Linked DNA regions of Homo sapiens: region 1 is linked to region 2. A link is an interaction called in ENCODE POLR2A ChIA-PET data of the cell type or tissue named here. Cell type or tissue: B cell. All regions are shown on one strand. Each heading gives the region's core, and the rest is flanking DNA. Links, peaks and the distances in the headings are about the cores only.

Region 1 (15,608 bases), core at 3,767-11,766, 400 kb before region 2:
TTCACTGCAGATCCTGTTAAACTAGGTTTCAATTTTTGTTTAAACAGGGTACTTTTTGAGTGAGAAAAACTACATCAACTTTGGAAGGGAAATCTACTTATCACTGCTGAGTATTGAAATATTTGAATACAATAAAATACTTTCCAAAGCATTAAAGCCCAGAGTCAATAAAACCAAAGCTATGTTGAAATTCTGTGCCCTACTGGTAGTTTTAACAATTCAGCACAAAAGACTTCCTGTATTAAAGCTGTGGCCCAAATTGTTCTCAGAGTATGGGTAAAAAACCAAAAAGATACATAAATGTGAAATTTATATATTTTATATGACAAACCTGGATTATTTATAAATGGAGTCCGCCAAAGCAATTTTTTTTTAAGCTGTAAGCAATCTAAATGTCCAAAATAAAGCAGTTGTTAAAATATGTCAATGTAATGGAACACTGTGCAGTCATGTTCATAGAGAATTTTAATAACATTGAAAAGTGTTGTTAAAATAATAAATGGAAATAAAAATAAAGTATAACATTGTATACACTGGATGATCTCAACTATGTTAAACAACGCAAAAGCTATGGTAGGACAGATCACAAATAGGTAGTATATCAAAATGGTAAAAACAATGGTCACTGAGGCATGGAATGGAATTTTGTGATTTTTTTCTTCTGTTTGCATTTTGGGGTAGGTATTTTCAAAATGCTTTAAATAAAAATACTTTTGTAAGAAAGGAAAAATAAGCAGCGTACTTTTAAAAATTGATATTTTTTCTCCCAATGCTTCGGTAGTCTGGTTAGAGGTTTAATTCTTTTGCCAGGCTTTTATGTAACCAAAATTTCTAAAGAATTTGAATTAACTTTTGACCACAACATTTTTGAAATTTTTTTATTATGGAAAATGTCTAATACATAGAAAGCAGAAAAGCAAAATGAATTTTATGTACTCATCACTCAGCTTCAATGGTAATCACCATTCTACCATCTGTTTTATCTATGAATAACTTTTTCCTTTTTCTTTCTTTTTTTCTTTTTTAAGAGACACGGTCTAACACTGTCACCCAGGCTGGAGTGCAGTGGTGATCACAGCTCACTGCAGCTTTGAATTCCTGGGCTCAAACGATCCTCCTGCCTCAGCCTCCCAAGTAGCTGACACTACAGTCACACACCACCATACCTACCTAATTTTCTTATTTTTTATAGAGATGAGGTCTTGCCATGTTGCTCAGGCTGGTCTCACACTTCCGGCCTTAAAGGATCCCTTCTACCTTGGTCTCCCAGACAGTTGTGAGTCACTGTGCCTGGCCTTGAATAAGTTTCTTAATATTACTGAGGCTCAATATGTTTTCCATGCCAGGTGGTAACTTATAGCTTAAAAAGTGTGTGTGTGTGTGTGTGTGTGTGTGTGTGTGTGTGTGTGTGTTTGTGTGTGTGTGTGTGTGAGAGAGAGAGAGAGAGAGATGTTAACTAAATGCTCATTTCTCATTTGTTTTCCTCTAGCTGTGCTGTTAGCAACTTGAAGAAAGTTTCCCTTGAGCTTGGTGGCAAGTCTCCACTTATAATATTTAATGACTGTGAACTTGACAAGGCTGTGCGAATGGTAAGAGAGGGTCAAATTTAAGTAAATAGGTGCCTGGGCCAGGTGAGGTGGCTCACGCCTGTAATCCTAGCACTTTGGGAGGCCAAGACGGGTGGATCACTTGAGATCAGGAGTTCAAGACGAGCCTGACCAACATGGTGAAACCCCGTCTCTAGTAAAAATGCAAAAACATTAGCCGTGCGTGGTGGTGGGCACCTGTAGTCCCAGCTACCCGGGAGGCTGAGGCAGGAGAATCTCTTGAACCCAGGAGGCGGAGGTTGCAGTGAGCTGAGATCACGCCACTGCACTCCAGCCTGGGCGACAGAGTGAGACTCCGTCTCAAAAAAAAAAAAGAAAAAAAAATAGGTGCTTGCTTCTAAAACACATTTCACCTCCTTTTTTATCAGAGATCTTAAATGAGATTTGGGTTTTGTCTAGTCATAAATTAAAACCATTGTTTTTATGCTTAGATTTGGGAATACTCAGAGCACTTAGTTTTTAAAAATAATGTCTTTATAATTCCTCTACTAAGGTGTTTTTAAAACAGGATATGAGTCATAGCAGGCATGTAAAAAAGTTCAAAAGATATTCTATTAGGGCTTCTAGCTTCTCCCTCCTTTCCCTACAACATCTCATCCCATCAACCTGAACAGTCCTACTTTTACCTGTTTTGCACATTGAGCTTCTGGTAAGCGTTTTAGACACAACAAAGGGTTTCATATTTAACAAGTAATTAGCAACATCAATTTCCTGGTTTTAACAATGTACTATGGTTTTATAAGATGTTATCATGGGGGAAGTTAGGTAAAGGGCACAAAGGAACTCTCACATTATTTTTGCAACACCTTGTGAGCCTTAAACTATTTCAAAGTATAAAGGCTTATTTTAAATAAAATGTAAAGGTTAAAAAAAATTGGCCTAGTTCTCATTCTTCACATCTGAGATATAGGCATAAAATGAGTCAATGCTCGGCAGGGGTTGTGCTAAGCTTTCTTGTAATTGTGGGGGAAACTTATGGTCTTCTCAGTTCTGTACAACTGTCCAGCCTATGCACTAAGCAGACTCTGTTCACCATTGGCCCTAAATGTAATTATAATGAACACTCACAGCCAAACTTCATCATGTAAGCATCCCAAAGAGAATGGAGTGGTCTGGGAGTGAAGAAGAACCAAGTACCCCTGCGGCCAGGGCCTTTGAATGGACCATCTGGAGGTTTCAGTGACAGACAATGGCTGGGGGTACTCAAACTGATATCAGGGGTCAGGACTCCCCTGGATGTCTGGGTTAGGAATATATAACCTTAAAGAGTCTGTTTTAACCATTTAAGAACCCCAAACCCAAGACAGTCAACATATTTTTGTAATGTTTAAAGATAAAATGTATGCACAGGAAAAGCATGGTATTTCAAAGCATTCATTATACTTTGTTTTCGAGATGGGATCTCACTATGTTGCCCAGGCAGGTCTTAAACTCCTGGGCTAAAGTGATCCTCCTGCCTTGGCCTCCTAAATGGGTGGAATAACAGGTGTGAGCCACTGCACCCAGCCACATCCATTTTATATATATATATATATATATATATATATATATATATATATATATATATATAAAATATATATATACATATATAAATATACGTATATATGTGTGTGTATATACACACACACATATATATGGATATATATAATATATACACATATATAAATATACGTATATATATAATATATATACACATATATAAATATACGTATATATATAATATATATACACATATATAAATATACGTATATATAATATATATACACATATATAAATATACGTATATATATAATATATACACATATATAAATATACGTGTATATATTATATACACATATATAAATATACGTGTATATATTATATACACATATATAAATATACGTGTATATATTATATACACATATATAAATATACGTGTATATATTATATACACATATATAAATATACGTATATATATAATATATATACACATATATAAATATACGTATATATAATATATACACATATATAAATATACGTATATATATAATATATATACACATATATAAATATACGTATATATATAATATATATACACATATATAAATATACGTATATATATAATATATATACACATATAAATATACGTATATATATAATATATATACACATATAAATATATGTATATATATAATATATATACACATATAAATATACGTATATATATGTGTGTGTGTATACACACACACACACACACACACACACATATATATATATATAGACACACTATATATAGTCCAGGGAGGTTTCCTGCAGGTGAATTAGAAACTGAATTTCTAAAAAGGGAAAATGCACAAAATTCATCAGTCTTCCAAATCCGTCATTTTTGAGTGCCTTCATTTCAAAGATTTCTCAAACTTCTTGTTGAAAAACAGGTATTTCTTTTCATGAGGGGGTTAGAGAGGCTTTCTAAATATTTATGATTTATGGCTGCACGTGGTGGCTTACGCCTATAATCTCAGCACTTTGGGAGGTCGAGGTAGAAGGATCGCTTGAGCCTTGGGGTTCATGACCAGCCTGGGCAACATGGCAAGACCCTGTCTCTACAAAAAAATAAAATTAGCCCAGGGTGGTGTTCACCTGTGGCCCCAGCTACTAGGGAGACTGAGATGGAGGATCACTTCAGCCCAGGAAGTTGAGGCTGCAGTGAGCCATGATCACGCCACTGCACTCCAGCCTGGGCGACAGAGAGAAACACTGTCTTAAATAAATAAATAAATACAAATAAAAAATTTTAAAAATTGTGATTATACAATCTAATGTAGAGATTTTTAAAAGCAAAACTTGGTATACAAGTTATTACATTTAAATGTATAGAATAATCTAGATTTTCTAGGCCAAGGCAGGAGGATTGCTTAAGCCCAGGTGTTGAGTCCAGCCTGGGCAACATAGTGAGACCCTGTCTCTACAATAAATAAAAATAGAAAAAATTAGCTGGGTAAGGTGGTGCACACCTGTAGTGCCAGCTACTTGGGAGGCTAGAGAGAGTGGGACTCTATCTCTAAAAAATAAATTTAAGAAGAGAATAATCTAGATTTTCTTTTATTTATTTATTTATTTATGAGATGGAATCTAGCTCTGTCGCCCAGGCTGGAGTGCAGTGGTGTGATCTCAGCTCACTGCAACCTCCGCCTCCTGGGTTCAATTGATTCTCCTGCCTCAGCCCCCTGAGTAGCTGGGATTACAGGCACCTGCCACCATGCCCAGCTAATTTTTGTATTTTTAGTGGAGATGGGGTTTCACTGTGTTGGCCACACTGGTCTTGAACTCCTGACCTTGTGATCTGCCCGCCTCAGCCTCCCAAAGTTCTGGGATTACAAGCGTGAGCCACCACGCCCAGCCTAGATTTTCTTTTAACACAAAATTTGTTTCTAATGGTACATCTTTATTGTTACACATACATTTTTTTAAAAAAATGCTCAGGGACCAAAAGGGGGAAAGGATAAACAAAATCTCTCAAATCATGCTAAATCAAAACAGAGTATCTCCAAGAAGCTCTCATCACTAACAAGGCCAAGAGGATTGTCTGTGACTTATCTATATTGCCTGCTGTCTTCCAAAAACAACTAACTCCCTCTGTGTACAACTTTATGAGAATCTTGACTTCTCAAATGATGTTAGCAATATTTTCTCTTCTCCCACTGAAGGGCATGGGAGCAGTATTTTTCAACAAAGGAGAGAACTGTATTGCTGCTGGGCGGTTGTTCGTGGAAGAATCCATCCACGACGAATTTGTGACAAGAGTGGTGAGGCACCTTCACATTTACTCTGAGTTGTTTAGAGATTTTGCTTTTACTTGAAAAATCCTACTTCTAGGATTGTTCATGAATTTTCAGGTGTGATAACAGTATTGTGGTTATGTTTTAAAAAAAATCAGTCCCTAGTTTTTTTATAGCTACATACTGGCATACTTACAGATTAAATTATATGATGTCTGAAATTTGCTTCAAAATAACCCCGCAGGACAGGAAATGAGTAGGGGAATAAATTGGCCAGGAGTTGGTAGTTGTTGAAGCTGGGTGATGAGTACATGGGGTTTCACTGTATTATGTGTCTACTTTCACATGTGCTTATGATTTTTTTATAGTAAAAAAGTTAGAGGTTTATATAAAAACCTGATAAAGTATATTGAAGAGCTATGATACCTTACTCTACATTTGTAATATATTAGATCCTTGACATTGTGAGAGTTACGCTCCTAGATTTTTATAAATCTCTAAATAAACTATGAGAGATACACCATGAATCCCCAATTGCGGTTGACATGATAGCATATAATTCCTTCCACTAAAATAACTAGCTAAATAAATAAACATCCCCAGGACATTGATCATGACTCCATAAATATGGGACTAAAAGTCATCTATAGGAGTGTTAAGATGAATTATGTGGCTAAAATAAACTCTAACTTATACTATGTCATTATGAAGGTAGTATTAATCAAGAATTTGCTTATATTTGCAAAACCAGCATCCAGCTATATTTTCCCCAGAGCCAATTCTCCACACCCCAACCCACCAAAAAAACCAAAGGTATTCTTTCTTCATGAGAATGAGTAACAAGGAAGTCATATAGACAGGCAGATGGAGGGCAGTCAGGTAGGCAGTGGCTGCCTCCTGAACATCACAGTGTAATTTAATTTTGTGTCTCACTGAAAGACAGTCTGCAGTGCTATATATCATGGGCTTTCACAATCAGCTAAAAGTTGTTGAAATTTCAAACACTGAGACCAGAAATGTCAAGGATTTGCTATATCAGTACATCAACAAGCATGTTTTACAAACATGCTGTTCATATTCATTCATCAGCAGCATTTCTCAAGCACCTACTTAGTACCAAACACTGCATGCTGGGAATATAAATGTGAACAAGGCAGACATGGTCCCTGGCCACTCAGAACTTCTCATCCAGTGCAGAACCCTGGGGAACGCACTAAGAGATTACGGCCAGGCCTAAATTCAAAGTCATGGACCTGCTGGGTTATAACTCCCATTCTTCTTACCAGAATTGGACTTAACATTAGAAGATGCAGAAGTAGGTTAAGATAACTGAGGAGTGGAAGAGATAATTACAAATACATGTCAGTGATGAACATCGTGCAGTAAAGATTATTTTTCGTCAGAGCATTCTAGTGGGTCATCTGGCATGGCTACACCAGGAGAATTTTACAAAGGCAGTCTGCCACATTTGAGGAGGAAAAAAAAAGATAACAATGTGACCATTTTAGAAATTCTCTTGCCATGAACAGTGTAAGTATGTGATATTAATAAACATTTCAGAACATTAGTTTGCTATTCTTAATGGATTAACATTTAGGATAATTTTCATATAGTGTATGTAGCTTATATTGTGCTAGTAGATAGTGGTTAAGGACTTGGGATTTCAAGTGGAAAAAAGTCTACAGTATTTAGTGGTTGGGTGCACTTACTTAACCCCTCTAGGCCTCAGTTTCTTCTTCTGAGAAGCTGAGGCGGGAGGATCACTTGAGCTTAGAAGTTCGAGGTTGCAGCTGGGCGCGGTGGCTCACGCCTGTAATCCCAGCACTTTGGGAGGCTGATGCGGGTGGATTGCCTGAGGTCAGGAGTTCGAGACCAACCTGACCAACATGGAGAAACCCCATCTCTACTAAAAATACAAAAATTAGCCGAGCGTGGTGGCAGACACCTGTAATCCCAGCTACTTGGGAGGCTAAGACATGAGAATAGCCGGACGCAGTGGCAGGCGCCTGTAATCCCAGCTACTCAGGAGGCTGAGACATGAGAACAGCTTGAACCCGGGAGGCAGAGGTTGCAGTGAGCCAAGATCACACCATTGTACTCCAGCCTGGGCAACAAAATAAGACTCCACCTCAAAAAAAAAAAAAAAAAAAAAGAAGTTCGAGGTTGCAGTGAGCCATGCCATGCCACTGTGATCCAGCATGGACGACAGAGTGACTAAGACCCTGTCTCCAAAAAGGAAAAAAAAAAAAAAACCAACCACCTACCTCCGGTGCTATTGTAAAGACTAAATGACAATACATCTATAAACACCTTAGTATAACACCTACCACTTGGTAGAAACTCCATTATTATTAACAGTGAATTGTGTTTTTATGGACTGGGTAACATACAGGTAGAAGAAATTAAAAAGATGAAAATTGGTGATCCACTTGACAGATCCACTGATCATGGGCCCCAAAATCATAAGGCTCATCTGGAAAAGCTGCTGCAATACTGTGAAACTGGAGTGAAAGAAGGGGCCACTTTGGTGTACGGGGGAAGACAAGTCCAAAGGCCAGGTAAGATCACCTCTGTGGGGGTTTACCGGGTGCCCGCCTTCTTCAGTTGGAATGGACAGCGACAGTTTAAGACCAGCCTGGCCAACATGGTGAAACTTCATCTCTACCAAAAATTAGCCCAGTGTGGTGGCACGCACCTGCTACTGGGGAGGCTGAGGCACAAGAATCACTTTAACCTAGGAGGCAGGTTAACGTGAGCGGAGGAGGCTGCAGTGAGCTGAGATCAAGCCACTGCACTCCAACTTGGGCAACAGACTGAGACTCTGTCTCAAACAAAACAAAACAAAATAAAACAAAGAAGGGGAGACAACTGGATAATATGTGTCTCCTGATGGAATAAAACGTGTAATACACAGTATCACCTATGAAGTGTTCCTGCCAAAAAAGCTTAAGCTGAATCTAATTATACCTTTAAGCCAAGCTTTCTATTCATAAGAACTGCAGTAGGGAGGGAGGAAGGAACAGGAAGTTATTTTTTAGTGGGTATAGAGTTTCAGTTTTATAAGCTGAAAATAGTTAATGAAAATGGATGGTGGTGAAGGTTGCATATTATGAATCTCATAACACTGAGCTGTACACTTAAAGATGGTTGTGATGGTAAATTTCAGTTATGTGTATTTTACCACAATAAAAGTCACTGGGAAAAAGAAGAAATACAAGAGATAGAGAAACAAATATCATCCAAAGGAAGCAATGATTAACCAGAAAGAAAGATAATGTATAAACAACTGACCCAGTCTCTTTAACATGACGATAGCATAAAAAATAAGGGGAAGACAAAATGGGGAAATGTTTTAGAGTAAAAGATCCTTAAGAAATCTAAACACCAAATACAATGTGTAGAAGAATTTGAATCCTAAATCAAACAAACCAACTGTGAAAAAGCTAATTTCTAGACATTAAGGAAATTAAAATATAAACTCTGAATAAAGAATACTTACTAATTTTGTTAAGCATGACACTGTATAGTGGTTATATAAGAAAATATCCTTATTTTTTACAGATGTGTACTGAAATACTGAGGTGTTAAAATTATGATATCTGGAATTTGCTTTAAAATATTTCAATGAGGAAAAGATAAATACAGCAAAATATGGATATTTATTTTACCATTCATTATACTGTTTTCTCTACCTTTACATAGGTTTGACATTTTCATAATAAAGACATTAAAAAATAAGAACCTGGGCATGCCAACACCAAATAGAGAAATGCAACTCTTCTTGGTTTTACTGGGCCAGAGGGAAAGAAAAAATTATAATGTAATTAAGTGAGAGGACTATTAATTGAAAATGACTTAACCTACAGTTGACATTTTTTCTTTGTTTTTTCCAAAAAGGCTTTTTCATGGAGCCGACCGTGTTCACAGATGTGGAAGACTACATGTACCTCGCCAAAGAGGAATCCTTTGGGCCTATTATGGTCATTTCTAAATTCCAAAATGGGTAGGTTCTTCAGACACAATGTAACTTAGGTTTTGACTAGATAAGTCATTTTTCCCCTTTGCCACTGTGCTATATACACAGCATAAGATTAATGAACATGTAATTTTCTACCATAAGAATAATTAACTTAAATAATTAGAAGTTACGCTTTTGCTAACCATCGTAGATCATAGTATATTTTTGCTTTTCAGCTTCAATTAATGGCCAACATAATGGGCTTTTAGCTGAATAAATTTTAGTTTTTCTGCACTTGACATTTGAGATGTCTGTGGAACAAAGTAAATAACTGAGAAATAACAAAACTGGTTTTCACATTTAAATTCCTAGGGTATGCATCTGTGAAATCTTATTTCCCTAGAGAAAGAGTGCTGTTATTATAGGGGATATTGCCCCCCAAAGCTTGATACTCAACTTTTCATGGAAATGTTCATAATCATCATATAATCAACTGTAAATGACATGCTGGCTTGTGATACTACATGAAACTTTGCAAAGAGTTCAGCTTATCGAAGAGGTCCAAGTGCTAACTGAGCTCATAAAACAATACTTAATAGAATGGGGTCTCATGGTATACTGCACAAAATTCTTCAGAATGGCTTTAGATTTATTTCAGCCAATGAGAACTTGAAAAAAAAATAAAGAATAGACTTTCTCGGTCTTTAATAGATATAGTATAAAAGACTTCAGGGGACTATAAGGTGTAGTGAGTAACCTTTGATATATCCATTCAAGGATGCATGCTATGCCATTTCTCATTATACATTCTCCCATGGTGGTGGTGTTAAATGTGCAGACATTAGAAGTCAGGTTTGAGGGAATCTACTGTAACATGGGTAAGTCACAGCCCCTGACCTTAAGGAGTTTATTATCTAACAGGGGAGACAGACAGAGATGACAGTTAGTCCACAGAGGGTCAGAGGCAGGATGGTGCAGTGGGTCAGAGGACCAACTCTGCCTCCTCTCCCCTCACTAACCCTCTGAGCTTGGGCCAGTTACTTAACCACTCTGCACCTCATGCCTGTAATCCCAACACTTTGCAAGGCCAAGGTCGGGGGACAGCTTGAGGCCAGGAGTTTGAGATCAGCCTGGGCAACAAAGACCCTGTCTCTACAAAAATTTTTTTTAAAAATTAGCTGGGCATGGTGGCATGTGCCTGTAGTCCCAGCTACTTCGGAGGCTAAGGTGGGAGGATCACTTGAGCCCAAGGAGATGGAGGCTGCAGTGAGCTATGATTGTGCCACTGCACTGCAGCCTAGGCGACAGAGCAATGCCTGGCCTCTAAAAAAAAAAAAAAAAAAATTTAAGCAGATGGCAGTAATGTTTTCCCGTTTCTAGCATAGACGGGAAAATTTTCAGAACATAAAATGAATCTTTTGCTTTACATTTAATGAAGTTTTATGTCTTCCTAAAAACATAGGGACATCAATAGAGCATTGCAGTGAGCAAATAATAGAGTATGGTTTGGTAACAATGTGTACCTCCTTAGGTCATTCTGAGTATTACTAAGTCAAGTATTTGCTGTTGCTGCTGCCATCAATATATGCTTGTCATTGCTGTAGACATAAACAATGTGCTATGGAGCTATGGTGATATCTTGATAGTCCTCAACGAGAAATGGCATAAAACCATCTTTCTCCCTCTAGTCCATTCTATAAATATTTGGGTCCCTACCATATGCAATGCATCAAGAAGTGTGAGAGTTTTAGCAGAGTCCAAGTTCACTCCAGGTTAGATTCCAGATTTCTTGTGCAAGTTTAAAATTTTGGATAGTCAAGATGCCTTTGAAAATTCCTTCATAAGGCACTACACTGAAACCTGTACTGTCTCAATAAATTCAGCACTCGAATTTTTCCTCCAGTTTTGGAACAGATCCTGTGTCTTTGCTGGAGCACCAGATGAAATACCTGGCTTGGCCAGGCGCAATGGCTCATGCCTGTAATCCCAGCACTTTGGAAGGCCAAGGCAGGCGGATCACTTGAGGTCAGGAGTTCAAGACCAGCCTGGCCAACATGGTGAAATACAAAATCTCTACTAAAAATACAAAAATTATCTGGGTGTGGTGGCATGTACCTGTAATCTCAGCTACTCAGGAGGCTGAGGCAGGAGAATTGCTTGAACCTGGGAGGCGAAGGTTGCAGTGAGCCGAGATCGCACCACTGCCCTCCAGCCTGGGCGACAGAGTGAGACTCCATCTCAAAAAGAAAAACAACAACAACAACCTGGCTTGTATTTGCTGGCCATGTGGTAGAAAATGTGTGCGTTTTTAAGCATTAGGATCACACTAGAAGAAGGTACATACACTATGACAGGCACATTAGAACTCGACTCAACTGAGAAAAGAGTAGGTTCATGTCTTCACCTGCTTGGATGTGTATACAAACTAAGTCAAAAGGCAGGGAAATCACGGGACCTATTTTGTTGAATAAGCACATGTAATCCCACTCACTCGCATTTGACGATGCAACACCATAGCATAAAGAGGTATATGAGACATAAAGTTATCCCTGCCCTCGGGGAACTTTTATCTTCCAATTTATGGAGGGTGAACCATTACCTACAGGAAGAGTTAAGTCAGCACTATATAGTTGGTTCTACCAAAATATTAAGTTTGGAAAAATATGTGCTACCTGATGATAGCTGGCTTTTATTGAACATTTATTGTGTTCCAGGCATGATTTGTTCATTTCATCCTCATGACAACTAGACAGGTCCTTTTATTATTATTTCCATGGTTCGCAATAATAAATGAAGGCGAGGGGAGATGGAGTCATTTACCCAAGGTCACCAGGCAGTCTGGCTGCAGAGCCCTCTCACAGAACCACCCTACTCTCCCACCTCGACAATGGCACTGGTGGGATCTGAAACGGCTTCAGGCACTGAAGGAGGCTTGAACCTTATGTGCAAAATCGGAAGAGATGGAAGGAAATAGGGAGGACACTCTGAAAATCCATCTAGAAGTGGGAGTCATGGGAGAGGGGAGGGAGTGGGAGATCATGAATGAGAACCATTGAAGAAGATTGAATATATGACTTTGGGTCAGATTTTGAAAGGTGTTGCATGATATATATGAAAAATGTAATACTAGTAATATTTTTTTGGGACTTTCTTTTGGTGTGAGCCTGATATTTTCATTTATAAAAATTTAATCAGGCTGGGCGCAGTGGCTCACACCTGTAATCCCAACACTTTGCAAGGGCAAGGTTGGGGGATAGTTTGAGGCCAGGAGTTTGAGATCAGCCTGGGCAACACAGGGAGATGCTATCTCTACAAAAAAATTTTTTTAAAAATTAGCTGAGCATGGTGGCACATGCCTGTAGTCCCCGCTACTTGGGAGGCTGAGGTGGGAGGATCACTTGAGTCCAAGGAGATGGAGGCTGCAGTGAGCTATGATTGTGCCACTGCACTGCAGCCTAGGTGACAGAGCAATGCCTGGCCTCTAAAAAACAACAACAACAAAAACATTTAAGCAGATGGCAGTAATGTTTTCCTGTTTCTAGCATAGATGGGAAAATTTTCAGAACATAAAATGAGTCTTTTGCTTTACATTTAATGAAGTTTTATGTCTTCCTAAAAACACAGGGACATCGATGGAGTGTTGCAGCGAGCAAATAGTACAGAGTATGGTTTGGCCTCAGGGGTTTTTACAAGAGACATAAACAAAGCTATGTATGTGAGTGAAAAACTGGAAGCAGGAACTGTTTTTATTAACACATACAACAAGACAGATGTGGCGGCCCCATTTGGCGGAGTTAAACAATCTGGCTTTGGAAAAGACTTAGGTATGGCTTTACTTTTCTGCTTCACCTTCCCTTTGTTGTCACATCACAGAAAAATCTGCTCTATGTTTCATGACTTGTGTGTGACTTTGAGGGGCATTTCCTACATGGCAGTTATATCTGGGTTTAGAAGGGCATTCGTTTTTTAAAATATTAAACATTTCTATTGAATATACCATACATACAGAAAAGTACACACATTGTGTGGAAAGATATTTCTTTTCAAAAAAGATTAATGTTTGAAAGGAAAAAGAAATTGCAACAATATACTTTAGCTGAAATATGTTTGGTGTTTAATCTGACATTCGGCATGAACTTGGGTTAGCTGTCACGAGACTAAATGGAACCAAGAGAGGCAAATGGGTGGAGAGCAATAACCAGCGAGCTCCAAGAATAAATCCTGTCCTGGAGCTTCTTGGCAGGCTTTCAGAGTCAACACTGAAAAAACCCTGCAATTGGCAGGGTTTTTGGGAGTCTGAGCAATGAGACTTAAGAGTTTGTAAAAAGCCCAAAATGTAATTCACTGTGAGCAGTGACACTAACACCTTTCAAGCAATAGCTTACTTTCAGTGCGAAACACATGCCAGGCCCCATTCTACTTAGCCTGTATAAGCAAAGGCAATTCTCACACGAGCTCAGAGGAATAGGTACTATTATTATCTTATTATACAGAAGAGGACAATGGGGCTCAGAGAGGCTGGGTGAGTTGCCTCAAGTCACAGAGCCAGGCACTGGCAAGAGAGAATTCAAAGGCAGGCGGTCTGGCTGTGGAGCACATCTCTTATTCCCCTCAGTCTGGTACGTTGTTTCAAAAACTGAAATGTTTGTGATTTACTGAAATTACAGTCTGCAAATATAAGTTTAGTTCATTTGGAGTTTTTTTGTTTTGTTTTGTTTTTACATTTTCTCTTTACTAATGACTTTGGCCATGTATTTGCAGCAGTAAAAGTAGCTCTCATTTTAAATTCCATTGGGTGAAGGTAAGGGCTTCCCCCCCAACTTTTCCATGTCTTTAATCTGGTTTTCATGCCTGAATCCAAATCACTGTAGGAGACTTTCTTAGGGAATTTATTATTAGAAAGTGAGGCATCCCTGTTTCACCCATCTTTTGAGAGAGTGTATTTGACCAGCTCCAGGTCTGTTTTACTATAAAATACTACAGTTTTTCTAATAGTTTCTTCCTCCCCCAATTTTAAAACCCCTTAGCCCAGTGGTTGTCAACCTTAGCTGCACAGTGGATTCAAATCACCTGGGAGCTTCAAAAAATACAGATACTGATCTAATTGATCTGGGGTGTGATGTGGGGTCAGGAGTCTTAAAAGCTCCCTGAGTGATTCTAACATGCGGACAAAGTTGACAGCCCTTGTTTTAGCTCAGCTTCCAGAATCACGCACTCATTAGTTTTCCCATGGTATTCAGTGCCCTTTAACCTCTGTAGAGATTGATGACAGTACTGGCTCAAAATAGAAACAGTCAAAGAAAGGCAGACCTATTTATTTTTGCCTAGACAGGTTTCCCTGTGTTTCTAACAAACAATATAAACTGAATTTTCCTTATCTTTAAAATAAGGTTAAACCAAATGATTTCAAACTTTCCTGTGCTCAGTTCTGCTTTAATTAATATAATCCAGAGGACAGTATCCTGGTTACTTCTGTTTAGTTTAAATGGACAAAAAGGCAGAGTCTGTCATCAAGTAGGGAAATAAAAGAGAAGGGTTTTGGTTTGAAGCTGACCAGGCAACACTCTCTGCTCCTTAGAAGGCCTGGTAGCTGGTCTGGGCTGTTACTATTCAAAGTGTGGTCCATGGACCACTAGCATCAGCATCATCAGGGAATGGTTAGCAACACAAAACCTCTGGGCCCACACCAGACTTAATCAGATCAGGATCTGCAACTTAACAGAGTCTTCAGATGGTTAGTATGAACTTCAAAGTGTGAGAAGCACTGGCTTAGGCCACATTCTATTTACTTAGTGACCTGGACACCTACGTATACCTATGTCTGAAGGTCTGAAGACATCACATGTCTGCCTCTGAATGTGGTCTGTCAACTGCTTTTCTCTTCCCTAGGTGAGGAAGCTCTAAATGAATATCTCAAAACCAAGACGGTGACACTGGAATATTAGAGCAACACCATCATCAGGAAAGCCTTGACAGACAGCCCTTTACAACTCTGGACACACTTAAGAAGATTGGGTGTGTTGAGGCAGGAGGTGTCAGCCACAAACCAAAAAATACACAGATGGACCATGAAGAGGGCCAGGCCATGTTAAAGCATTTACACATGTGCCTGAGTATTTTCTAATACACCTTCCAGTGATTTGGAGTTGTTGCATTTTGACTATGTTGTATATCATACGTATTTCTAAAATACCAAGCTGTTTCTCCCCTACCTAGACAAATCTATTCATGGTTCCCATCTTGAAGATGTCAGTACCATGCAGTTATAATACACAAGGTGCATTT
Region 2 (15,608 bases), core at 3,659-11,658:
CATCCAGCAGCCCATCCTGTCCGGAATGAAAACTACACAGGTTGAATGACAATGATGTTCATTAAGGCGGTGTTGTGTGTTGGCCTGGGAGCTGTTTTCTTTTTTAATTTGTAATTATTATGGATACATAATAGTTGTACATACTGGGGTCTGGTGAACACAGAGGACTTGATCACCAGCAGCTGCTTCTCCACTGAGCAATCACCAACCACGCCCCAACATTTGCAAAGAACAGACTCCCTAATTTGCTTCTTTGGATGAGACCAGCACTGATGAACTCTTCCTTCATTAAAAGAGAGGAATGGGAATTAGTAACACTCAGTTGATGTCAGAGATGGCAGATGTGGCTACAGACATGTCCTAAGGCTCTGTCATTCCACCAAATGTTGGAAAACGGCGAAGCCATCAACACAGTCATTTTTAGTCTTGTTCAAAGACATCATCCAGCGGAACTGGATCTGCCAGGTGCTCTTGCGGCTGTTTGGCTCCTGAATTCTCCTTCCAACCCCCCTGTGATGAGATGACTGCTTGTAAGACAACCGGCAATTACATCTTCTTAAGGGTCTGGGTTTATATCAAAACACTGGAAGCCCCGGGCGTGTGCCACCGGAAGGCCAGGCAACATTTGCGATAGATGGGGCCTTTAAGTAATCAAGTAAGTGTAAAAATGTACTTTTTATTCCTGAAAATGTGGAGAGTCTCACTTCCCTCCCACGCTGTCTTTCACAGACTTTTGCTACATACAAAGCTTGGACATGGTGGGGAGGTGATGTGAGGGTGTGCGGAGGCCCCTCGTGGGTTACCTGGGGTCACCTTTGGAGCTTGGTCATCACCTAGTGAAAGGCTTTTGTGACAAATGAAATCTCAAAGGAGAATGAAGCTGGGTACGGGGGCAGGACAGGACTCCATACCCAGGAACAGGACTGCTGACTCTGCACTTGCCTGGTCCTGAGGGTGAATGCTGCCTTAAATTCTGCAACCCAGGAGCCCAGCTTGCCTTACCTAGTCCTGGCCCCAATCCCTCCCTCCCTTCCTCCCTCCTTCCCTTGATGAATGACTCAACAAATGAATGAATGAACAGCCAAATGGACAACCCCAGGAGTAAATGGAGCAAATGCATATTGTTGAGGACAGTGATGATCTGTTTTTCAGCTGAAGGTGTGGGGTTTTTAAGAGGTTAATGCCTGGTCTGAAGACATCAGTAGGAAGCCACTAGCCCTGGGTTAAAAGCAATGGTGAAACAGAAGTTGCTCAGCTAACCCCAAACAGGGAAGACCCCTCTTGACACCTAGAAGAGGTGCCTCAGGGCAAGTAAAGGGCCCTGACATGATCACCCAGCCAGTATATATTTGACATAAAGTAAAATGACCCCAAGAAGTTGTAAGTGCAAAAATACACAGAAGTTGAAGAGGGGAGAGACCCTCGAGGAGCGGTTTGGAAATGGTGCGAGACGTGTCGGGCACGTGGCAAAGGACAAACCGTGAGCATCCTGCGGGCCCTGGAGTTCTTCAGGGACCAGCTCCAGGCCCGGCAGCCCTGTGGTGGAGCCAGCTCGGCTCCTCTTATATTCCCTCTAACAGGCTGTGTAATTCAGTCTTGAGGAGGTAATTCCACATGACGACCTCTGGATTCCCAAGGAAGATGCAGCTACCTCAGAGAGCCTAGATGGCCAAATGGCAGCCATCAATCCCAGAATGTCTTTCATTCCCCAGGAACCTACTGAGTGCCTACTATGCACTGGGGATTCATGGTACTGTGAACGAGACAGATATGGCCCTGTCCTCATGGAGCTTCCAGTCTAGTGGAGAAGACAAGTTAACAAACCAATTGCTGAATAATTACTCATCAACACAATGGCAATGAGCTTAGATTACCAGTTCTATAAGGACCGAGCTTTGTGTCTGTTTTGTTAATTGCTATGTCACAACAGCCTGGCATAGTAAGTACTGAAAAAATATTTGTTGAATGAAGTGCTATAAAAGAAAAGCAAAAGTCAAGGGAAGGGAATAGGAGAGGACCTAAGCTAGCTGGGGGCACCAGGGTCCCCTAGAAAGAATGTGGAGGATGCTCCAGGCAGAGGGAACAGAGAGGTGGGGCAGGGGGAGCTGGGAGTGGCAGAGGACAGGAAGATGCAGCTGTGGGACAGAGGGCTCTGAGATGTGGCAGAGGTAGGCAGGGGCCAGATCACACAGAGCCATGTTCCAGGGCCCTTCTGAAGCCTGACTAAAAAATAAAATAAAATTCTAAAACAGGACAAGAGGGAGAGGCTGGGCACGGTGTGGCTCATGCCTGTAATCCCAGCACTTTGGGAGGCCGAGGCAGGCGGAACTCCTGGTCAGGAGTTCAAGACCAGCCTGGCCAACATGGTGAAACCATGTCTCTACTAAAAATACAAAAAAATGAGCCGAGTGTGGTGGCGGGCACCTGTAATCCCAGCTACTCGGGAGGCTGAGGTACGAGAATTGCCTGAACCCAAGAGACAGAGGTTGCAGTGAGCCGAGATCACGCGACTGAACTTCAGCCTGGGTGACAGAGTGAGACTCCATCTCAAAAAAAAAAAAAAAAAAAAGACAGAGGGAGAGGAGCACATGCAGTTCTTTCCCTCACTGTTCTCTGGCTTCCAACACCACTCAATAATTTAAAATCATTTGATCATATATATTCATAGAATAATGTGTGCCTTCTTTTAATTGCTTAATAGGAGGCAGTGAAGAAATCATGAGTTATTGTCCCAAATGAGGCATTTGTCAAGGAAGAATTATGAGCCAGCCTCAGTTGGTGCTCACATCCAACCCAGGAGCAGCTGAATATTTCCAGCATTAGAAGAGAGCACAACATCAAACCCAGGGCAGCCCCCTCATCCTGCTTCCCGGCAAAGCCCAGCTGCTTTCGTGCATTTATAAACTTATTCCCGGATGGAAGAGCTCTCACCCTCCCTGCCCATGAGCATGCTCTGAAAAATGAGAGATGGCTTCAGCCTGACAAAGTCGATGATAAAGAAAAGAGTTTCCCAGGGCCCCTGAGAACCACAAGCGTTTCACCAACACCTTCCCTCACCCCCTCCAGGGAGGACCGCAGCCAGCTGCCCACATTTCCCAGCTTAGAAGAGGCTCCTTAACGTCAGCGATAGCTTCAGTGTACTGGGAAACCAGTGTGGTGTCTGTGGGCTCCTCCCGGAGGAGGACCGGGAACGAGTGGGCGCCTCCTGCAGAGCACTGTCACCAGCCCAGGTCAGGGTGCAGCTGCAGTACTGACGGACCCAGGGTCATTTCAGATAACAAACTTGGAAGAGAACTTAATTTCACCTCAGCAGACTGATGGGCTAAAACTAAGAAACCCGTTTGAGCGGATGGAGGAACCCATCACATAAAGTGATTTCAGGAGGTTCCCTCCTCCCCCAGACCAACCCTGACAGCTTGCCAATTTCTGAAATTCCACAGTTAGAGAATCTTTTCTTTGATGAGAAGCTCTAGGACTCCTAACACCTAGTGGGAACTTCTTAGGAGACCAGGCTCCTCTTGTATCTAGCACTTCGCCTCATCCCCGTTAGCTCGGCACTTCCCTTGCACAGAATTCCACCAGAGCTGGTTGTACGCATCTCTTGTGAACCACCTGGGGGCAGGAACTTGGACTTTTCAAATTCAAGTCTTCTGTACTGAGCACAGGTAGGCTCCTGCAAACTAAATGGAAGTCCCCCCACTACACCTCTGCTTGCGCTGTGCTCTTCTGAAGTGGTGCCCCATCCTTCCCCCATATCATCACCCCCAATTCTATTCATCCATCATTTGGGGCAGAAGACGGAACCCTGGCCTGGAATCCAGGAGGTCTCGTGTTCCCAGGCAGCATCACCTCCCCACATTGCAGACACCTCGGGGACGGGGCTCTGCTTCACAGTCTGTGACAGGATGATCTGTGCCTACATCTGTCTTCCCTGCTAAAGAGTCGGCCCCTCGAGGGAAGGGTTGGTGTTGTATCTACTGTAGAATCCAGCCCCTCAGCATTGTGCCTCAACAGTGGCCTTAAGTCAGGTTCATCAGAGCGGAGTACAAGACATGAGTTCACATGCAAGGGACTGAATAAGGGGGAGCTCCCGGGAAAGTTGGGGAGCAGGGAGGCCCAGCTTCGTAGTTGTGCAACCTGTGCCGTGGCTCCGACCCTGCAATCAGAAGGGTCTTAGGTTAGGTTTTAGGCTCTGCTGTCACTGTTGTTTTAAAATTCTTAATCATTTTTTAACAAGGGGCCTTGCATTTTCATTCAGCACTGAGTCCTGCAAATCATGTAGCCAGTCCTGAGAGCAAAGGGAGGTGGAGAGGCCCCAGCAAGGATGGAATTCAGGCCTTCATGCCAGGCTTAATTCTGATCCCATGGGGAGCTCTGGAACATAACTTTACTCCTCTGAATTTGTCCTGACTTAAGGGAGCCAGGCTGAGGGTCCCCCATGAAGAGGTAACTTCCCAGCCTCCTTCCCATCTCTGGGCATGGGAGAAGCAGCTCTTGTAGCTCAAAGGTGGCCTCGGAAAGCAAGTCGCAGGTGCAGGCAGCCATTAGAGGGAAAGCACATAGACGCTGGGGGATGAGAGGCCAGAAACCCTAAAACGGATGGTCTGGGCACAGCACCAACAGGGTCCGCTACCACCGTCAATAAAATGACTTGAGTTGAATTATCAGATGCAAACTATGAGGTCTGAGGAAGAGTGAATGACTTGCCCCGGGTGACCCCACTGAAAAGGATTTCAATAAAGCGAGTCCCTTCCAAAGAAAGAAGCTGCACCATTCCTCTCCCCCAACCAGCCAGTATTCATAAATACGCCACTGCGAACTTGCTCCATTGACTCACTGTGCTGCTTCTTCCCACATTTGGTTAACAGCATCCCAGACGGAGCAACAAATCGATTCTGAACACTCTCCTCTCCAGCAAAACGCACACTTCGTGGGGCAAATTCCCAGGCGGGCCTCCTCCTGACCACACGTCAGTGAGACCTAATAACCCTGTTCACGTTATTAGGGGTCTCACTAGTGTTAATGAGAGGCCCTTATTCTTAAACTGAACCAACTGAGATCCTGTTTCAGAAGAAAGCCTTCCCTTAAGGCAGACATAAACTTTGGGGTGCAGCTGCTGACACAAGTTGCCAGGATATCCAATTATGCTCATTTCTTCATATCTGAGAGATATCAATTGATTTAAATCCCTGATGTAAGGGATTTCAAAGCTTTCCAGAGAGATGAGGCCATGACTCCTTGCCTTGAGAAGAGATGTTTTCATGAAACGAACTAAAATAGGGGCACGTGCACCCACGTAGATCCAATTTGCTTTAGTAACTTGATACAGCTTTCCACCTGCTTTGCCCATTTTCGCCTGGTGGAGTAGAAGCTGTCAGTTTCCCTTTCGGGAAGGCCAATTTACCAAGTCATTGATATTCTCTGGTGTCTTCTTTCCCCGTCAGCCTGGCTTCTCGGATTTCATTTTCCAGCCAGTTGGTGGACTGCATTTCTAAGCTGGGAGCCCACTGGCTCGGCTGGAGATTATCCTCATCTTTATGGTTGTAACAGCTAACATTTATTGAGTACTCACCACCTGCCAGGAATTGTCTTAAGCACTTTCCATAAATCAACTTGTTTAACCTTTACAACAAATCCTATGAAGTGGGTATTACTCTACAGACAGCGGCACACAGAAGTTAAGCAACTTCCCCAAAGCCACACAGCTAGTGTGGTAGGCAGAATTCTAAGATGGTCCTGGTGATTCCTGCTCCTGGTATACATGTCCTGTACAATACCCTTTGAGTGTGGACAGGACCTGGGGATGTGAGGGGATATCACTTCACGGTTATGTTATATTACACAGCAAGGGCGAAGGGATTTGCAGATATAACTAAGATCCGTAAGTGAGTTACGTATTAATCAAAAGGAAAAATTATCCTGGATGCGGCTAACCTAACCAGGGAATAAGTAAGACAATCTCCAACTTAACAATGGGTTGGCTTTAAATCTGATTCAAAATTCTTCAAGATAACTTTATTATAAAATAAGCTTTGTGCTAGATAATGTTGCCCAACTGTAGGCTAATGTTGGTATTCTGAGCATGTTTAAGGTAGGCTGCACTAAGCTGTGATGTTTCATAGGTTAAGTGTATTAAATGCATTTTTAAAAAAAATTTTGAGATGGAGTCCCATTAACTCTTGCCCAGGCTGGAGTGCAGTGCCGCGACCTCAGCTCACTGCAACCTCCACCTCCTGGGTTCAAGCAATTCTTCTGCCTCAGCCTCCTGAGTAGCTGGGATTACAGGTGCGTGCCACCACACCCAGTTAAATTTTGTATTTTTAGTAGAGATGGGATTTCACCATGTTAGCCAAGTTGGCCTCAAACTCCTGGCCTCAAGTGATCTGCCTGCCTCGGCCTCCCAAAGTGTTGGGATTATAGGCATGAGCCACTGTGACTGGCCAAATGCATTTTTGACTTATGATATTTTCAACTTAGAATTATGAAGAAATAAGCCCATTGTAAGTCAAGGGGCATCTGTACTTTAAAGAGGGCTTAACCTTCTCTGAACTCAGAGAGACTGTCCTCTTGGCCTTGAAGAAGCAAGCCACTGTGAGTTCTATGGCTACAAGGAAACAATTTCTGCCAACAACCATGTGAGCTTCAAGGACCCTAAGCTTCACATGAGACTGTAGCCTGGTGAGATCCTAAGTAGAGGACCCAGTTAAAAGATACTCAGACTCCTGGCTCATCAAAACTGTGGGATTTAAAAAAAGTATGTTGTCGTAAACTGCTAAGTTTGTGTGATTTGTTACCCAGCAAGAGAAACAAATACAGCTAGTAAGAGGCAGGGCTGGAATACAAATGCAGGCAGCCTGATTCTAGAGCACTTGCTCTTAACCCCTGTGCAATTTGCAACTCTAGATCGTTTAGAATGAGGCATTGAGTAGACTAGCCAGAAGACTAAGCTCTTAGGAAGCTTGGGGTGCCGTTATCCTCACCCTGAGGCTCCCAGCTTGTCCATCCATCCAGCTCCCCCTTGTTTCATGTAGTACATTAGGCACAAAGCCAGCACAGAGGCAGCCAGCGTGGACCTTAGCATCCAATGAGGAAGACAGCAATAAATAAATAACCAGAAAGTCATAAAATAATTACAATAAGCAAAGGGCTCTCAAAGAGAGGCAAGGGTATTAGAGGAACATGTGACCAGCCCTAGAGACCCTAAAGGCTGAGAAGGAGTCAGCCAAGTAGAGGTGAAGCAGAAAGAACAGCAGGTGCAAAGGCCCGGTGGCAGGAAAAAGCAAGGACAGCAGAGGAACTAAACCAAGGCCTGGAGGGCTGGAAGGAATAGAGGGGCCCAAGATGAGGCTGAAGAGGGAGGGAGGGGCCAGCTCTATTGAAATGATGCTGCTCATTAGAGCCGATGCAGAGCCTCTTCTGTCAGCGGAATTCAACGCCACGTTACCCTGGACAACGGAAACACATTTCACTGAGCATCAGTGGCCCAAAGTCAAAATTTCTGCTTTCTGAGGAAGAAGCTGGAACTGCTTCCAAGCTCAACAAGTCTTGATAGGCTCATGTTGTGTCTGACAGCTTAAAATAGAAATCTTTTGCCCTTTTTCTTCTCTTGAATGTAAAAAATGGAACCTGAAGAGATGGTCTGGGCACGTGCAGTCAGCGAGCCCTGTGGGGTGAGGGGCCACCTGTCAGCATTTGTGAGGCTGGAGAGAAATCCCTTAAAAGAAACACAGGAAGAACGGGACCGTTGGGATTAAGCAGGACAACTGCAGTCTCCTGTCTCCTGACCTCGGGTTTAATGGCGAATGTCGGGGCCCTGAGATACATCACTCCGTGCATCAAATGACTTCTAAAAGCCTTGGCAGATAGAGACTTAGAGCACTGTGCCAGGCAGCGGGGAAGGGGATAAGGGCATTAGATGGCTGGGGATTACCTCCCGCTGCTATCACATGCCAGCTGTGTGACCTTAGGAAAGTGATTAACTTCTTTGGGCCTTGGCATTGTCATCTGTCAAACAGAGTGTCTGCCTTAAAGAGTTGTGATGATTGAAATAATGTGTGTAAAGCACAGAGCGAGTGTTCAAGAAATGTTAACAACAATAATTACCACCAGTCCTGCCACTGCTGCTGCTGCTAGTTATCACCACCACACCCACCACCTGCTAATTCTGTCATCCTCCACCACCACCATCATCATCATCATCATCTGACTTTATGCTGAGAAGACACTTTGAAAATAAGCCCTAATCTTCTACAATCCTGATTTGTGTTAAAGATGTATTAAATGCCCAAAAGGAGAGAATAAGAAGCCCGTCAAATACTTGGGAGTGCTCCATTCTTGTTGGCTGTGGCTGTGGCAGAGAATTCATGTCCCAAGGCTAAGGAACACTTAGTAATTCTGGCCATCTTGCTGGGGGCTCTGAACCTGCGCTTGTTGAATAACCTGTTGATTGCGGTTTGGTGCCCCAGTAGGTCTGACTCTGGGGAGAGTATGCGCTGATCTGCTGATGAGGACATTCCAGTCCATGCGGCAGCTACAGTTTGATTTAAATTAATAAATAGGCATCTCATTAAATTTTTTTAAACAGTCAACATACTCCTACCATAGGATCCAGCAATCACTCTCCTTGGTATTTACTCAGAGGAGTTGAAAACTTACATCCACACAAAAAACCTGCGCATGGATGTTTAGAGCAGCTTTATTCTTAATTGCCAAAACTTGGAAGCAACCAAGATGTCCTGCAGTAGGTGACTGGATAAACAAACTGTGTTCCATCCAGACAATGGAATATTCAGTACTAAAAAGAAACGAGCCATCAAGCCATGCAAAGACATGGAGAAAATGTAAATGCATATTACAAAGTGAAAGACGCCACTCTGAAAAGGCTACATATTGTATTCCAACTATATGACATTCTGGAAAAGACAAAACTATGGAGACAGTAAAAAGATCAGGGGTTGCCAGTGCTTGGGGGGAGGGAGGGATGGACAGGTAGACCCACAGGATTTTGGGGGCAGTGAAACTACTCTAAAATGTATAATGACACGTGGCTACATGTCCAAACCTGTAGAATATACAACACCAACAGTGAACCCTAATGTAAACTGTGAGCCTGGGTGACAAAGACATGTCAATACAGGTTCATCAGTTGTAACAAATGGACCACTTCAGTGGAGGATGCTGATGACGGGGGAGGCCGTGCATGTCTGGGGGCAGGGGTGTCTGGGAATTTTCTGTGCCTTCTGCTCGATTTTGCCATGAACCTAAAACTGCTCTAAAAAAAAAAATCAAGTCTATTAAAAAACAAATCACATGGAAAACAGGCCATTCCCTCAGGACTCTCCCAGGAAATACCACATTTACATGCACAAGTATATTTTGACCATGTTTTTTTTTTTTTTTTTTTGGGTGGGGAGGCTGCCCAAGTCAGAAATGGCAATTAAGAAAAACAAATGTACAGAACCCTCTCTCACACATGATTTCATGTGCTCTGCCCCAATCCTGTAAAGTATTATAGCTCTCCTTGTTTCTCAGGGGTTCGGTGAATGCTGCTTTTAAGGTTAACATGAATAGACAAAAGTTCTGGTCTTTTAAAAAGAAGTTGTTAATGACATAATTGTAAGAGGGAATGTTGGTCAGAATGAATTGTACAGAAGGTTTTATGAGGTTTTAAAAAAGCTTTTCTTATTAAATCACTATAAAACCTCACCAAAATAGCTCAAACTAACTTGGGAGAAGGCCAGTCATAATTAGTGGGAAACCTGAAATGCAGAATATTTCTTTAAAAATGCACTTTTAGTACTTGAGGTTCACATTGTAAAAGGAACCCACAGCTAATAAAGAGCCTGTGTCTTTCACAAACAAATAAGACTCCGTGTTTTAGGCTGGTGTCCTGAAGGAGGTTAAACAGTCCCCCTGTGTGAGTGTGGAAGAGCCACAGAACCTCACTGGGCCTCGATTTCCTCATTTGAAAAGAAACAAGCCACCAATGAAAAGGACTGGATCACCTCCAGGTACCTCCCAACACTACAAGACTCATCTTTTCTAATTATGTTCACACTATTAATTTGTTTCACAAATTCCTCCTTCATGGTGAGCTTGGAGGAAATGTTACATATTCTAAATTAGCAGGGTTCAAATTAATGAGCTTTTACTGTCTTCTGGGCAGATTTGGAAATGAAAAAGAAGACAGGGAAGAAAATGAGATTTAGTAGTGCTCACTCTGACACAAAATCACAGGTTCACATGGTCAATTTCAACTCCCAGGGCACCTGTTTTATGGAATCCTTAAGAAGACAGTTCAGAAATTTTGCTTTTTTCAGAAAAACAGCATGAGTGAGTTGCCTGTTTGTCTTAACAGTGGAAAGAAAAAGGATGGCCAGCTGGGCGTGGTGGCTCATGCCTGTAATCTCAGCACTTTGGGAGGCCAAGGCGGGCGGATCGCCTGAGGTCAGGAGTTCAAGACCAGCCTGGCCAACATGGTGAAACCCCATCTCTACTAAAAACACAAAAATGAGCCAGGCATGGTGGTGGGCACATGTAATCCCAGGTACTCAGGAGGCTGAGGCAGGAGAATCGCTTGAACCCGGGAGGCAGAGGTTGCAGTGACCTGACACCAAGCCATTGTACTCCAGCCTGGGCGACAAGAGCGAAACTCCGTCTCAGAAAAAGAAAAAGAAAAAGGATGGTCACTGGCATCTCTGAATAGCAGAGTCAGGCACTAACACAGAAGGACATAAGTTACTGGAAGTCTATTTGCTTTTCTAGAACACTGGGGCATCTCCAGTTTGGCATCTCAGGAAACAGTGATTCTAGTGGCTTTAAAAGGTTTTGCATAGCTGCTTAGTCACAAGATCAGGCCTAATAACCTCAATAGCAAAGTCTGATTCTTCACCTGGTGTTATGGAATGAGGTGGGTCCCCCAAAATTTGTATGTTGAAGCTCTATCCTCCAATGTGACTGTATTTGGAGATGAGGCCTTTGAAGAGGTAATTAGGGTTAAATGAGGTCATAAAGGCGGGACCCTAACCCAGAATGACCGTGTCCTTATAAGAAGAGAAACCAGGAGTGCACGGGCACCGTGGAAAGACCATGTGAGGACACAGCCAAAAAGGTGGCCGTCTGTGAGCCAAAAAGAGAGGCTCACCAGAAACCAACCTTACTGGCACCTGGATCTTGGGTTTCCAGCCTCCAAGACCCGAGTCAACAAATGTCTGTTGTTCAAGCCACCCAGTCCGTGGTATGTTGTTATGGCAGTCTGAGCTGACTAACACACCTGGGAAAATGTAATCCCAATACTAGCTAGAATTGAGAGCCTGCCACTGTCAGGCTCTGTGCTGACAGCTTTAAGTGCATTATACCACCTCATTCTCACAGTAGTCGTGTAAGGTATGTATGATTATTATCTTCATTTTACATGAATTCTTAACCTTTTTAACTTCTTCATTCATTTTTCCCTTCATTCATTTGATATGGCAAGCACAAATCATTCATTCATTCAACAAACATATCCCAAACACCATGCTTACAACTTTGTACAAAGCAAACCACTTTGATTCCAAGAAGTCCTATTAAGGGTACCAAATGCACTGCCCACATGGCCCGTATGCAATCCTGAGACCACACATTCAGTCTTAAGTACCCAGGGTGTCCACTCCTTCCATCCCTGTCTTCCTTGCTGTGACAATCATTTAATACCCATTGTTTCAAACCGTCTCCCTTCTTTTTCTTCTCCTGCCGATTATGCACCAACCCCTTTTCAGACCTCAAAATTGAGGTTTGCACATAATTGCTCTGACAATTCCCCTAGGATCAGAGGCCGGAATGGAGTGCATCTTAATGAGCTGCATAATTGCTCCTTGAAATGCTTTTCTTCAGCAGCCATTCTCTGAGATTCCGCTCAGCAATTCATTTTCCACATACCTTCCCTCCATCAAGGCTGCAGGCTTCACTCCCCCAGCCTGAGACACTGAGAACGAGTGCTGTGTTTCTCAGGAGCCCCCATTCATCATGGTCATTCTGTTCATTTGCCATTTTCAGAATGAAGATCAACTCAGACTACACAAGGCTTCGTGGCTAGAGAAACATCACATGACAGCAACGGGAAGCTTTCAGAGGCTGGTGTGTTTCTCATACCCCAAAACAAGTTGAAAGTGATTGAAATTAAATAACCCTTTCCTGATTTCATAATGCAACTGCAGACAGCAGAGACGGTGAGATAGAGCCCAGTATTTTACACCAAGGGCACATGAACTTTTTTTTTTTTTGAGATGGAGTCTCACTCTGTCACCCAGGCGATCTCGGCTGGGTGACAGTGGCGCGATCTCGGCTCACCGCAACCTCTGCCTCCCAGGTTCAAGCGATTCTCCTGCCTCAGCCTCCCGAGTAGCTGGGATTATAGGCATGTGCCACCATGCCTGGCTAATTTTGTATTTTTAGTAGAGACGGGGTTTCTCCATGTTGGTCAGGCTAGTCTCGAACTCCCAGCCTCAGGTGATCCACCTGCCTCGGCCTCCCAAAGTGCTGGGATTACAGGCGTGAGCCACTTCGTCCAGCCCACATGCACTTTTATCTACCACGGGTGGCCTGGACCTCGACCGTACATCAGCAATAAAACACTAATAACCAAATCAGGCACGGTACTTTACAGTTTACAAACAGCTTCCATTGTCTCACCAGCTCTTGAGGGAGGCATTATTATTCCCATTTTTAGAGGCTAAGGGCCTGACTCTGGGGAGCCTTCCTGACTTGCTCAAGAACACCCTTGCAGTGTGGTGAGGCTGGGACTTGAACTCAAGACCTCTGGCTCTCGGCACAGTCTAAAGCAGGGAACCCCTGTGGATGAAATCTGGCCACGCCCATTCATTTACATATTGTCTTGGCTGCTTTCATTCACAAGGGCAAAGCTGAGTAGTTGCAACAGAGACCTAAAATGTTTGCTGTCTGGCCCTTTACAGAAAACGTCTGCTGACCTCTGGTCTAGAGATTAATGCACCAACTTAGTTGAGCACTTTAGACTGCTTCAGCAGGGTGAGATGGCTTTGGGGGTGCTTTGGCTCTTAATGCATGGACAATCATGAACTGAACACTGGACTGGGAGTTAATTGACCCTTGGCTATTGCTCTGGCTGCTGCTGCTAATACGCAATTACACACTTTTACCATGTGCTTGGCATGGGTCTCAGCCGTTTATTGCATTATCTTCATTTAGTCTTCACAACAAACCTGTGAGGTAGGTACATTATCCTTACATTGGGAGATGAGGAAACTGAGGCACAGTGAGGTTAAGTAACTTGCCCAAAGTCACCCAGCTAGTGCCTGGCAGGGGTGTCTGCTCTGAACCGGCATGCTCTTTGCCCTCTCTAGGCTCGACGTTCAGGTTTAGCCTTACCTGACATTTATTAAGAGCTTACTTGGCTGGGGAGAGTTATTTAATACTCTGATCTTCCTTCTCTTTGCACTGTCTAAAATGGGAAGATAATATCTCCCCTGCCAACCTTGAGAGAATTGTGAGTTTCAATGAAGCTAGTCTCTATGCGGGTACTTTGAGAATACTGTAAGAATTATATAATCATTTCATGAAGGAAAATCTTGACAAATATAACACCATTAATTCCAAATATTTACTCCGTCCTTTTAAAAAAAATAAATGTACTGACTAAACAGTGGTAGTACCTCCTACCTATAGGAACCCATCCACAAAACTGTGATCTGATATAAATTTCACGTTGAATGTGTGGTTGTCAAAGAGTTCTTATGAATATGTACAAGGATTTTGGTTATCCACAAAACTGTGATCTGATATAAATTTCAGGTTGAATGTGTGGTTGTCAAAGAGTTCTTATGAATATGTACAAGGATTTTGGTTGTATCAACTCAGCCTATTCCCTGCCGGTATGTAAGCCATGATGTGCCTGTGGGGGTCACCGGGGTTGCCGGCTTATACCTAGATTTGCCAGGCATTTTCACAGTACCTCACTTGATCCTCAAAACAATTCTGAAAAAGGCAGTATCACCACAACCATCAGCATCCCATTTTCCAGACTCACCACGCTGCTGCCGGACTGCTTACCTGATGTCACAGACCTGGCCTCTCCCAGGCCTCCTTTGGACCCTGGTCTTGGGAGAGGGAAGCTTAGCTCCAACTAAAAAGGGGTGTGTGCATGTTAGTTTTCTATTGCCGCTGTAACAAATCACTACAAACAACTGCTTCCATTCTGAAGGTCACAAGTCCTAAAGTCAAGGGGTTAGCAGGCTTGCGTTCCTTCTGGAGGCTCCAAGGGAAAATCTGTTCTGTGCCTTTTCCATCTTTTACAGGTCACTTACATTCCTAGGCTTGTGGCCCCCTTCCTCACATCACTCCAAGCTCTGCTTCCATCCTCACAACATCTCTTTTCCTGGCTTTGACACTCCTGCCTCCCTTATCATCCTGATGATTATACTGGACCCATCCGGATAATCCAGGATAATCTCTCCATCTTAAAACCCTTAACTTAAACTGCCTTTGCAAAGTCCCTTTTGCCAAATAAGGTAACATATTCTTATTGCTTGGAAAAGGGGCAAGGCATTCTGCCTACCATAGCTTGGGAAGCCGTGACTGTAGGCCTTGGGTTTTGAATGGCCCTGGGCCAATGGCAAGGTCTAGGACAGCACCAGAGAAAGACAGGATGTCTGCAGCCCATCGCCTTGACTGGGTTTAACAGGCCGGGCCACACATGTTCATCTTTGAGGCTGGCTTGGCTTTTATTCTCCAAACAGATCCTTTGCCTAGGCCTTGATCAAGATGCCCCCACAAACTGGGGGCTGTGGTCTGTGAGACTCCCCAAGATCCCACTGTGTCAAGCTTGAGATCAGCAACAACGCTGCTTTTGAAAGTCTGCCAAGGCTTTGGACAATGATATTTAGCAAGTTAAATTTGAAATGAACTGATAGAGACAAGCAGGGTTTCTGAGGCTCAAGAAAGACTACACTCTGCGCTCAGTATTAGATAACAAATGGCAGCAATTTGCCATGGGTTGTTTTTGGCAAAGACTTATCTTAACAAGATACTTATCACTTCTTCCTCCCTGGTTTAGTTACACCATTAATATCCTGGGGAAGGAGACTCAATTATCAATTGCAATTGACTGTCATTCTCCTAGCTCCTGGTTTTTATTTCAAGATTATCTAGGCCTGAATCCCAATCATTTTTGTTTTGTTTTGTGTTAGTGAAAAGAAAGTCACAATGTTCTATGCTAGTCTCTGACACAACAAACAATGAACAAAACCAGCCAAGAAAATAAGCTCATTTTGCCACTTGCTCAAGAAAAATGACGCTTTACTCTGGGTAAGTAATAAAAACAAACAAACAAACAAATAAATAAATAAATAAATGGAGAATTTCCATTCCTTGCAATGCTTCTCATTAAGAGAAGGATTGGCAAATTAATTTTACTGTACTGATCTCTCAGGACCTCCATTTTGAAAACAGCGCTAAATCAGCCCATTTCTTGGTACTGTTAAAGGCATGTTGGAAGAGAAGGCTATGGATGAGCATAAGGTTTGGAGATTATCTGTGGATTTCTATTTCTCATTCAATCCCTTTCCCCCATGACCGTGAATAATTGGATGTCA

What was found. ChIA-PET counts read pairs that join two places held together with the same protein. Peaks named below come from ENCODE experiments on the same cell type or tissue, not always from the same donor. Only the 100,000 strongest peaks of a DNase experiment are listed, where the experiment ranks them.
Region 1: POLR2A ChIA-PET joins it to region 2 with 5 read pairs; 2 of 35 experiments call an interaction of 5 or more read pairs at or near these places.

What each region holds. Positions count from the first base shown.
Region 1 is chr12:105,024,084-105,039,691 of GRCh38, reverse strand. It overlaps ALDH1L2 (aldehyde dehydrogenase 1 family member L2), which reads left to right. Exons shown (of 23, transcript NM_001034173.4): 18 at 1,490-1,589; 19 at 5,294-5,392; 20 at 7,758-7,923; 21 at 9,263-9,368; 22 at 12,948-13,147; 23 at 15,213-15,608. The coding sequence ends at 15,268. Among named protein-coding and RNA genes, the nearest start is that of NOPCHAP1, 46 kb to the right of the region's middle. RefSeq lists a silencer at 2,502-2,581. In B cell, for the core only: no CTCF peak of the experiment used is centred there; a DNase peak (open chromatin) is centred at 8,411; H3K27ac peaks cover 695 bases.
Region 2 is chr12:104,620,374-104,635,981 of GRCh38, reverse strand. All of the region lies in intron 2 of CHST11 (carbohydrate sulfotransferase 11), which reads right to left. Among named protein-coding and RNA genes, the nearest start is that of MIR3922, 37 kb to the right of the region's middle. RefSeq lists enhancers at 3,120-3,621, 11,492-12,229. In B cell, for the core only: no CTCF peak of the experiment used is centred there; a DNase peak (open chromatin) is centred at 7,581.